Regions from separate parts of the Homo sapiens genome. Here region 2 is linked to region 1. A link is an interaction called in ENCODE POLR2A ChIA-PET data of the cell type or tissue named here. Cell type or tissue: B cell. All regions are shown on one strand.

Evidence for each region. ChIA-PET counts read pairs that join two places held together with the same protein. Peaks named below come from ENCODE experiments on the same cell type or tissue, not always from the same donor. Only the 100,000 strongest peaks of a DNase experiment are listed, where the experiment ranks them.
Region 2: POLR2A ChIA-PET joins it to region 1 with 18 read pairs; 4 of 35 experiments call an interaction of 5 or more read pairs at or near these places.

What each region holds. Positions count from the first base shown.
Region 1 is chr19:7,457,926-7,460,425 of GRCh38, reverse strand. ARHGEF18 (Rho/Rac guanine nucleotide exchange factor 18) reads right to left here. Exons shown (of 29, transcript NM_001367823.1): 19 at 1,736-1,914; 20 at 432-523. Among named protein-coding and RNA genes, the nearest start is that of PEX11G, 30 kb to the left of the region's middle. In B cell, no CTCF peak of the experiment used is centred here; no DNase peak of the experiment used is centred here.
Region 2 is chr19:7,344,410-7,346,909 of GRCh38, reverse strand. No RefSeq gene overlaps it. Among named protein-coding and RNA genes, the nearest start is that of ARHGEF18, 3.3 kb to the left of the region's middle. RefSeq lists an enhancer at 1,957-2,026. In B cell, no CTCF peak of the experiment used is centred here; DNase peaks (open chromatin) are centred at 79, 1,039 and 1,739; H3K4me3 peaks cover 2,330 bases; H3K27ac peaks cover 2,500 bases.

The DNA of each region.
Region 1 (2,500 bases):
TGAGTGCTGTGGTGTGTGAATTACATCTCAATCGTGTAATTAAACAGGGAGGAGGAAGCTCTGGAAGGAGGCTGTGGGGACCCTGTGCTATTCCTTCGTATGGGACTGGGATGCCCTGTTGAGCTCCTGGCTGCACGAGGATGGGGTGGTGGTGGCGTGTGTGGCTGTGTGGTCGGCTCTGGAAGGGGCTCAGGTCCTCTGGGCTCTCCTCCCTCCCTCTCCCACATACCCCCAAAGGGCTAAGTGACCTCTGGAGATCGCTATGTCATGGCACAGCCCGTTCTAATGCTTCACAGAGCTGCAGGACATGGCACAGCCCACGGGAAAACACCGGGTCACCTGGGGGGCAGTTCACCCTCTGTGGCCAGTCCTGATGGAGGGCCCAGGGCTCACCACACAAGGGGTGTGCCCAGACGCTGTCTCCCGCTCACCTTGAAAGTCCCGGAGTCTCGTGGCGCGGGCCTCGACCACCTTCCTTTCCTCTTCGGGCAGGCTGAAGGGCCCCTCCTCCTCGTCAGGGCAGCTGCAGGGAGAGGAGTCGGGTGGGTAACTGTGCTTCCCAGGCAGGCCAGCCTCGGCACAGACGCTGGTTCTGCAGAACCAGCCGCCACGACCGTCTCTGACTTTGGGAGTGATTTAGCTTGTTCGTGGTGCAGGAGGACGAGGAGGGGAAGAGAGAGAGCCACTGACATTCATCCCGCCCCAAAGCGCCAGGGCATAACCAGGAAGAGGCTTTACATGCCTGCCTGTGACTTAGAGGAGGAGTCCAGGGGACAGCGGGCTTGCAGAGGACCTGCCAGGTGCAGGTGGGTGGCTGCAAGCCCCGTAGAGCTACAGCTACTGTGGATGGGGGAGTCTGAACCAGATTAAGGCACCAGGAAGCCTCCGGGAATCAAGAGAGGGAGTGGACAGGCATGGTGGCTCACGCCTGTAATCCCAACACTTTGGGAGGCCAAGACAGGAGGATGGCTTGAGGCCAGGAGTTCAAGACCAGCCTGGGCAACACAGTGAGGCCCCATCTCTACAAAAATAAAAAATCTAGCTGGGTGTGGTGGTGTATGCCTGTAGTTCAAGCTACTTGGGAGGCCGAGGGGGTAGGATGGCTTGAGCCCAGGAGTTTGGGTTGCAATAAGCTATGATTGTGCCAGCGCACTCCAGCCTGGGTGATAGAGCAAGAGCCAGACTCTAAAAAACAAAACAAAACAAAACAAAATAGGCTGGGCGCAGTGGCTCACGCCTGTAATCCCAGCTACTCGGGGAGGCTGAGGCAGCAGAATCGTTTGAACCTGGGAGGCGGAGGCTGCAGTGAGCCGAGATTGCATCACTGCACTCCAGCCTGGGTGACAGAGCAAGACTCTGTCTCAAAAAAATAAAAAATAAAGAGAGGGAGGGGAAGCCAGCTGGTTCTGGGCCCTGAGGGGTGCTCGGCCCAAGGAGGAAGGACAAGATGCCATGCCCTGCTCCAACAAATCTGGCCCTAGAATGCAGAGAGCCCGCCATGGCAGGTGCAGTGGCCCACGCATGCAGAAAGGCCCAGGTTACAGCTGCCTTTCTGGGCCCGTTGGCCTCAACGTCCAACAGGTTGAGTCATCAGAAGGAGCTGGAATGGCGTCATGGGTCCCAAGCTGGGATGAGGGAGTTCAAGGTCACAGCTGATGGCCAACGGTCGAAGCCAAGGGTGGACCAATCAGCGGAAGGAACACAGTGGGTGGGGAGACCCCCAGGCCCTCCTCACCTCTCCACAGCCCTTTGGATGTGGGCCATCCAGGCGTTCCTGTCCTCTTTGGAGCTCGTGTAGATTTCATACATCTCCGGCCCTTGCAAGGAGGCGCTGATCAGAAACATCGCTTTCTCCTCGTTGGCCACTTCCCTCACGATGAGCTTTTGTAACGAGATGACGGGTGGCTTTGAGTCCTGCATGAGTAGAGGGCATTGGGGAGGTCACCCTTTACCCCACAGCACCCAAACAGCAGGGAGGTCAAGGGCCTGGTGAGGGGAACTAAGAGTGGGGGTCACGCTCCTCATTTCTTTTCAAACAATTCAAAGCGGAAATATTTTGCCATCTGGGGGAAAAAAGATACTATTGCAGTGAAATCCTAGAAACCTTTTTTTTTTTTTTTTTTTTTTTAAACTATCTTGGAGGCCAGGTCTTGCTCTGTCACCCAGGCTGTAGTGCAGTGGTGCAATCATTGTTCCCTGCAGCCTTGACCTCCTGGGCTCAAGTGATCCTCCCACCTCAGCCTCCTGAGTAGCTGGGATTATAGGCACGTGCCGCCAGGCCCAGCTAATTTTTGTATTTTTTGTAGAGATGGGATCTCACTATGTTGCCCAGGCTGGTCTTGAAGTCCTAGGCTCAAGTGATCCTCCTATCTCGGCCTCCCAAAGTGCTGAGATGACAGGAGTGAGCCATCTTGCCCCTTAGTATCCCGATAATGTGTCAATTTCATCAGCTTAAAAATTTTTTTTTAAATAGTCGGCAATGCACATACACACGAGAAAG
Region 2 (2,500 bases), 110 kb after region 1:
GCACACTACTGCACAGCGGTGCACACAGATGGTTTTGGGATACTGCACAATCACACTTCACACATGGTCACACATAGGCACAGGGACTCACAGAGGCAGATACAAGTGTGCACAACTACATGTAGGAGCCACCCCACACACAGAGGACACGAGACACATGCACGTGCACAACAGAGCACAACAGCGCTGCACAACAGGGCTGCAGGCTCCTGGAACACAAAGCTCAAGGACACACCCAGAGGACACACAAGGATACGCAAACACAGACACGTGTGCTCATGGGCACAACTTCACACAGGAGCATGCAGTGTCATGTGGACATGCAGAATGGGCATGCAGACACACATACACAACAAACACCCCGACACACATGTGGACTCACAGCCACAGTCACACAGAACACTCACACACACACACACACACACACACACACACGAGCAGATGCTGCTGGCCAGGCGCGGTGGCTCATGCCTATAATCTCAGCACTTTGGGAGGCCGAGGCAGGTGGATCACCTGAGGTCGGGAGTTTGAGTCCAGCCTGGCCAACGTGGTGAAAACCCATTTCTACTAAAAATATAAACATTAGCCGGGTGTGGTGGCATGTGCCTGTAATCCCAGCTACTCGGGAGGCTGAGGCAGGAGAATGGCTTGAACCCGGGAGGCGGAGGTTGCCGTGAGCCAAGATCATGCCACTGCACTCCAGCCTGGGCAACAGAGTGAGATTCCATCTTAAACAACAAACAAAAACAAAACAACAACAACAAAAAAGAGCAGATGCTGGCCACCTCTGAGAACACCTCTGGAGACACTGACTTGCACACCGGTTGCCACGGGACCACTCAAAATCACTAACACACAGACCCGGAAAGCCCTCACCACAAACACTCACTGGCCCATAGCGCCGCGCTTGTCCCTGGGGACACAGGTGGGGCCATCCCCAGAATCACACCAACGAGACACACACAGAACACAAGGAGACACAGATATACACAGATTTGCACACACCCATTCTGTAACCAGTTGATTATTTCTTTCAGGCAACATGCATTTATCGAGCACCTACTGTATGCCAGGCACTGTGGCAGGTGTGGGATCACGGTGAACAAGACAGACACAAACCCCCGCCCTGCAGGAGCTCCAGCTGGGGGAGGCAAACAGTGAATCAGGAAACACACCTAGGAGATAAATTCAGGTGCTGTGAATTGCCGCAACAGGAAGTAAACAGAGTGATGCGATAGAGTGGGTGGGGGAGGTTGATGCTTTAGCTGGGAAGGTCAGGGAAGGCCATTTGAGCTGAGATCTGTAAGCTCAGAAGAAGTCAGGCATATAAATCAATGTCTAGCTGGGCGTGGGGGCTCACGCCTGTAATCCCAGCACTTTGGGAGGCCGAGGCGGGTGGATCACGTGAGGTCAGTAGTTCAAGACCAGCCTGGCCAACATGGGGAAACCCCATCTCTTCTAAAAATACAAAAATTAGCCGGGTGTGGTGGCGTCTGTCTGTAATCCCAGCTACTCGGGACACAGAGGCAGGAGAATTACTTGAATCTGGGAGGCAGAGGCTGCAGTGAGCCGAGATTGTGCCACCCTACTCCCACCTGGGTGATAGAGTGAGAAAAAAAAAATCTAGGGGAAAGTTATTCTGGGTGGTAAAAACTGCCAGGGCAAAGGCTTGGAGGCAAGACTGAGCTTGGGGTGTTTGAGGAACAGAAGGAAGCAGGTGTGGCTGGAGCCAGGCGGAGGAGGACTGTCACAGGACCCAAAGTGCTGGGATTACAAATACGACACACCGCACCTGCCCTTTTCTCCCACTTTTGATAGAGACATAGCAGAGTGAAATATTTCTGTGCTGTAGAAATACTCTGTGCTGTTTGGGAGTACCGTCCACACTTCCTGTCCACGCTTCCCCACTCTCTGAACCCTGGCCTCTGTCCCCACTGCGCCCCGGACACCTGATATTGGCCTTAAGGCCGAATGCAGAGGCCACCCCTCGGCTGTGCACACCTGGCTCCCTTCCTTCCCCTCCACCACCCCGTCCAGCCCGCAGGGAGGGCCACCACCTGCTCTACCCTTTACTGCTTGCGTTGGTGGGAAAAGACACATAACATAACATTTACCCTTTTACCTTTTTTGTTTGTTTGTTTTTGAGACGGAGTCTCGCTCTGCTGCCCAGGCTGGAGTGCAGTGGCACGATCTCGGCTCACCGCAACCCCCGCCTCCCAGGTTCAAGCAATTCTCCTGCCTCAGCCTCCTGAGTAGCTGGGATTACAGGCACCTGCCACGACACCTGGCTAATGTTTTGTAGTTTTAGTAGAGATGGGGTTTCATCCTGTTGGCCAGGCTGGTCTCGAACTCCTGACCTCAAGAGATCTGCCCACCTCGGCCTCTCAAAGTACTGGGATTACAGGCGTGAGCCACCGTGCCTGGCCTTAACCATTTTTTTAAATTTAAAAAATGATTTTTAAAATGTGTATACATTTAAGGAGTATAAAGGCAACTTTGT